Linked DNA regions of Homo sapiens: region 1 is linked to region 2. The links are chromatin contacts, found by Hi-C or POLR2A ChIA-PET in ENCODE. All regions are on one chromosome and are shown on one strand. The core of a region is the stretch at or near the end of the contact, and the rest is flanking DNA. Distances in the headings are between cores, read along the strand shown.

Region 1 (2,700 bases), core at 139-2,638, 90 kb after region 2:
GGGCATGGTGGTGGACACCTGTAATCCCAGCTACTTGGGAGACTGAGGCAGGAGAATGGTTTGAACCCAGGAGGCAGAAGTTGCAGTGAGCCGACATCATGCCATTGCACTCAGCCTGGGCAGCAAGAGCGAAACTCCATCTCAAAAAAAAGAAAAAGAAAGAAAAAAAGAGAAAACGTCTGAGAACCGACGGCTTGTATTTAAAACGTGTGAGTGGGTGGTGGCAGGAGAGGTAGACAGGGAGCAGGGCCGGCTTGGCGGAAGCTTTGCTGTAGAGAGGGGCAGAGATGGCTCGGTGGGTGGAGGGAGGGGCAAACGGTGTTTAAGAAGAAAAAACGACAGCTTCTGCGTAGGAGAGGGGCCTCCTGTCCATCTCCAGGGAGAACATGGGTTCTGTGGCCACAGGTCTCCCCAGGGCCTGGCATCAAGGAGGCGCCAGGCACGACCTGCGGGATGAAAGCACGTGGCTGAAGTCCTGGTGGCTGTGTCTGGGTGAGGGGTGTGAGGGCGTGGCCTGAGCAGGTCCACTCTCAGGGGAGAGGGGCCGAGGCCAGGAACTGGGTCTGGGTGTCCACCTGGTGCCTGGGTGAGGTCCTGCAGGCAGCAGGTCTGGGCTTCAGTGGATGCAGCCAGTAAGGGATGGGCTGATCAGGGAAAACCGTATTTTCAGGGGAGGAGCCCAGGAGGCAGGGAGCTGGGCGGCGGTGGAGGGGCCTGGAGGGCGATTGTCCAGATCAAGCCCCTCGAGTAAGGCCCGAGAGGCTGTGGCTTCAGAAATGAAGGTCATGGGCGACTCGGGCCAATGCCGCGTCCTTGACCTGGGCGAAGTGAGCGGTTGCACTCACGAGTGTGGACGGCCCTTCCCTACAGGGGACCTTGGATTCGCTGGGGGCGGAGTGGGGGCTGGGGCCCAGAGAACCCGAGTCCGGACGCTCCCGTCCGTGACCCTGGCCGGGTTCTCCGCTCCTCGCAGCTTCAGTCCGCAAGTGTGAGATGTCAGGGGACCCCTGGACGGCGGGGCCCTCGGGCTGGCAGCGCGCGCCGCAGGAGTTTCGATTCGGAGGGTCTGGGCGAAGGCCGAGAACTCGCGTTTCCAGCGAGTTCCCGGGGGCGCCGCTCCGTCCCAGAGGCCGGGGCCCCTCCGGTTGCCGGGCAGAGCCGCGCCGCGCGCGGTCCCATTGGCGCAGGTGCGCCGCGCCCCGCCCAACAGGTAGCCCCGCCCGACAGGTAGCCCCGCCCGCGCCTCGCCATTGGGCCGCGGCCGGGTGTCCCCCGAGGATTGGCCCAGGTGGCGGCCCCGCCTCGCCCTCATTGGCCGCAGGTGCCACCGCCCGCCCCGGGACCGCCCGCCCCGCGGATTGGCCGCTGGCTCCACCTCGGTCCGCCATGTTCGGACACCGCCCCCCGCCCCCGCCGGACGGTCCCGCCCCGCGCGCCCCCCGCTCCCGCCCCGCGCGCCGCCGGAGTTCCGCGGAGTTGACCGGGTCGGCGCCGTCGGTCCTGAGCGCTGCCTTCCGCGTTCCGCCGCGGCCCCACCTGGAGCCCCCGCCCCGCGCCATGGCCGGAGCTCCCGGGGCGCAGCGCTGACGGCGGCGGGGGGAGCGCGCCATGCCCAGCAGGACCGGCCCCAAGATGGAAGGGAGCGGCGGCCGCGTCCGCCTCAAGGCGCATTACGGGGGGTGAGCGGCGGAGAGGGCGGGGAGCGGCGCGGGTGAGGCAGGGAGGGCGGGGAGGGCTCAGCCGTCGGGGCTCCTGCGCGAGAGGGAGAGAGGGAAGGGGCGGCGAGGTCGCTGCGGGCCCGGGGCTGTCGCGGGAGGTCCTCGGTCCCCGCCCGTGAGCGTCACCCGCGGACACGTCGTGGACAGCGCGGGCTCCTTCCCCGGGACCGGGTTTCCCTGGGGTCGGCCCCGCGCCGCGAGCTCCTCGGCCCGGTCATTGTGGTAGACGTTTTCGCTGGAAAGTTGGGCGGGGACGTTCCGGCCGCAAACCTGTAAGGACTGAAAGTTTTCATCAAGTTGTGAAAACTCCTGGCGGGTTTCTTAAAATCAGCGTTTCCTAAACGTTCTCCACGTTTACCCGGTCGGGGGTCTCGCTTTAGCCAAAATCCGGAGACCCGGGGCGCGGGCGCTGTGGCTCCAATGCAGCCCCCGGCAGGGCTCGGGGCGGTCGGGCGGGGACAGGGGTTTCTGGAGGAGACGGTGGGGCCGAGACTGACCCTGGGGTTTGCGTCGCACCCGCCCCCCGGAGGCCCTTGCCTGGCTGTGGGAGGGGGCGCGGTCAGGTGCTGGAGCGGAGGGGTCCTGGACTCTTGGCCGCCGCCTCGGGGCAGCGCTGCTGGGGGTGGCGGGGGCTGCACCAGGTGGCCGGGCTCACAGGCACAGCGGAGGGGTCGCTGCCCCCCGAAGTGTGGGCGGTGGGGAGGGGAGGACCCGTGGGTTTGTTCTTCCACCTGTGCGCGTCTCCAGGAGCCCCGAACTGGGACCTCCGCTCCCGCGAGGGTGGCTGCTGCTGCAGAGAGGGAGGGGAGCAGAATGCGGGCTCCGGACTTGCACTGGCTGGTCCTTGGGATCTCGAAAAGCTGCTCCTGCCCCGGTGCGTCCTCAGCTACAGCGTGGGCAACCTGAGCCCCAGAGGCAGGGACGGCCGGCAGGGTTAGGCGGGTGACAACTTCCCCGGGCCACGTCCTCTCAGGACAGTGCC
Region 2 (2,700 bases), core at 47-2,546:
ACGTTCGAGACCCCACCTAAGGTTCGGCTCAGGCCCACCTGAGCTGCTGTTGGAAGAAGGGGCTCAGCCCCTGGTGAAGATTGGAGCTTCCACCTGGTCCCCCCGCCAACCTGCACCCCCTCCCAGGAGATGCCGTCCCCCACTGGGGTTCCCAGCCAGCATGCCCCGAGAAATGCTGGCTCGGACACCTTTGAACTCACCGAACATTTCTTTGTTGAACATTTCAGTGGAACTGAAAACTCGCCCGTCTGAGCCAAAAATGAGATATTTCCTTCTAGATCCTTGTTTATCTAAAACATAAAACAACCCCCACCACAATACACTTCTGCAACTTTTGTGTGTTTTGTTTTTTTTTTGGACAGGGTCTGGCTCTGTTGGCCAGGCTGGGGTGCAGTGGCACCTGCTCGATTCACTGCAACCCCCCTCCACCCACCCCCACCTGGGGTCCAAGCGATCCTCCCACCTCAGCCTCTCCACTAGCTGGGATTACAGGCATGCGCCACCATATCTGGCTAATTGTATTTTTTGTAGAGACGGGGTCTCGCCATGTTGCCCAGGCTGGTCTTGAACTTCTGGGCTCAAGCGACCCTCCTGCCTTGGCCTCCCAAAGTGCTGGGATTACAGGCATAAGCCACCACACCCCTCCCTCCTGTAACTTTAGCCTGTTACATGTGCCGTGGCTACCTGGGCCAGGGCCGCCTGCCACCTGCCCAGCTCGGGTGACCCCAGGGGAAAGAGTCAGTAGAGGGCATCTCAGGAGGGCTGGACACTAGCTTCCTGGAACATCCCAGCCCTCCCGACTTAGACCCGAGAGTGCACGCCCTCGGCCACTAACCCAGAGGAGCTGCGCCGCGGTTCTGCCCAGCATTCAGGAATATGTTGAGTGTATTTTTGGAAGTAAAATAGCAAAACAGGGGCCTGCGTGATCCTCACTGAGAGGCCAAGTGCATCCTTCCCCCATCATGTTCTGCGCCACCATGCCCGATCACAGGCTCCACCCACCACCACCTCCCCTTCGAGAGAGAACGGGCCCCTCTGACTCACCATCGGCTTGAAGGTGACAAGCACTTCACAGGACATTCCGGCTGACAGGGGGCCAGGGGGGTCAAAGCTGCAGGACGTGACCCATAGCACACGGGGGTTAGTGCTGCGGAGGGCAGACGCTCGCCTCACCACCCAGAGCACAGTCAGGCTGGGCCTCCTGGCCTCCTCCCCATCCCGGGCCTGGCCCCCTGCCCAGCCGCCTTCACCCCGGGGAGTGCTGGATCTGCTGCATTCCCTGCTGCCGCCAGTACCTGGCAGGCAGGGGGCGCTCCAGTGTGTGCGAACGTTTGTGGAGTGAGGGAGTTAATCACTGAAGGCGTGAGGCAAGTCCCCAGGCCAACTGCCAGGAAATGGGACCCCATGGGTCGGAGAGGGCCACAGTTCCCCTGGGCACAGGTGCCAGGCCTGGGACCGGGGCTCTAGGGCTTTGATACCAATATGGGACCAGGGGGCTGTGGGCAGGAGCCAGGAAGAGAGCTGGAACTGGGAGTCCTGAGACAGCTGGGACCCTCGGGACCCTCTCAGCCCCTTTCAGGGAAAGAACCACAAAAATAGCCCCTACTGCACAGGCCACTTGAGGGAGCTGGTCTGTCTTGGCCCAGATCAGGGTGAGGGAGCATCTCCCCAAGGAATTCCTGACGCCAGGCTGATTTCACAAGGTTGGATTTTACCTAATGTGCTTGGTTTAGAAATGCACAAGCTAAAATTTTAATGTAAAATGTGTCCCTGGCTGGCAACATTCCCACGGCACCAGCAGAAGCAAACCCAAAGCTCCTCCAATTGGGAGGGAAATGCTTTGGTGCCGACTGCACAGAGCCCGGGATGGAGCTGCCGGGGAGAGGAGCAGAATCCGAGAGGGTGGACGTGCGTGCCTCACATAAACCAGCAGCAGAGTGCAGGGCCGAGCTCCAAACCCTTCAGATGACAGAAGCGTGGAGTGGGGATGTTAGAGGACGTATAGATAAAATGGTTAGAGACAGAAATAGAGAATTCCAGACGTGAGAAAAGAACAAGACACTGTCAAGAAATGCAGACTCATCCAAAACAGAACTTGGCATTTTTAGAAATGAGAGACAGGGCAGCTGAGTAAGAAACTTACTGAGCAATTTCAACCGTTGATTAGCAGCACTAAGGGGACAAGTGGTGAACCGAGCAGCACCTAGAGCACCACCCAATGCGAAAAAGAGACAAGAAATTTCCAACCCGACGGGGAGGTTTCAAAAGGAGGAGCAGGAGGGCAGAGCCGGAGAATGAATGGGGGAGGGGCGATGCCTGGGGAGCTGGGGCTGAGAAGTTCCCAAAATTGTTCAAAGATCTGAATCTTCAGATTCAACAGCACAGTGAGGTCTAAGAAAAATCAGCCCACACCAGACGCACAGCAGAGCTGCGGGACATTAAGGATGAGAGAATCTCAGAGCAAGCAGGCGGAAAGCCAGGTATCCTCCAAAAAAACCAGCACCTGGACCGAGGCCACCTCCCACTCCAGCAACAAGAGGCAGAGGGCAGGAGAGTGGTGGCCTCAACCTGTTGAGAGAAAATAACCGTCCATGAGAAGTTCTCATCCCAGCGTGGGGAGGAATGCCTCGGTGGCTGAGAGCACAGCGACCACCTAAACCCACCTCTGCACGCGCCCTCCAGAAACCACATGGATCAATG

The links. Hi-C counts contacts between places; a loop is a spot of excess contacts on that map. ChIA-PET counts read pairs that join two places held with the same protein, here RNA polymerase II (POLR2A). Pooled maps may share reads with other maps.
Region 1: a loop to region 2 is called in a map of dorsolateral prefrontal cortex, with 7 times the contacts of the local background. The contact joins the promoter of PRKCZ here to the enhancer-like site in region 2. A Hi-C loop is called at or near these places in 96 of 168 maps with a recorded cell type or tissue (A673, CD14-positive monocyte, CD4-positive, alpha-beta T cell and 55 more), 36 of 37 single-sample maps with no recorded cell type and 47 of 50 pooled maps. POLR2A ChIA-PET finds 5 or more read pairs at or near these places in 10 of 52 experiments (A549, H1, HEK293 and 5 more).

Annotation. Positions count from the first base shown.
Region 1 is chr1:2,049,023-2,051,722 of GRCh38, forward strand. It overlaps PRKCZ (protein kinase C zeta), which reads left to right and starts at 1,389. Exons shown (of 18, transcript NM_002744.6): 1 at 1,389-1,679. The coding sequence starts at 1,609. It overlaps PRKCZ-DT (PRKCZ divergent transcript), which reads right to left and starts at 1,048. Exons shown (of 3, transcript NR_135509.1): 1 at 846-1,048; 2 at 576-644; 3 at 179-446. RefSeq lists a silencer at 967-1,576.
Region 2 is chr1:1,958,920-1,961,619 of GRCh38, forward strand. CFAP74 (cilia and flagella associated protein 74) reads right to left here. Exons shown (of 39, transcript NM_001304360.2): 15 at 1,045-1,111; 16 at 201-290. LOC107984872 (a long non-coding RNA gene) reads left to right here. Exons shown (of 3, transcript XR_007065354.1): 3 at 1-111. Among named protein-coding and RNA genes, the nearest start is that of TMEM52, 41 kb to the left of the region's middle. RefSeq lists enhancers at 1-11, 957-1,662. Within about 2 kb of position 1,297, at least 2 of the 41 ENCODE cell types and tissues checked have a DNase peak (open chromatin) inside an H3K27ac peak, as active enhancers do; they include HCT116 and dorsolateral prefrontal cortex, where a contact is called at or near this core.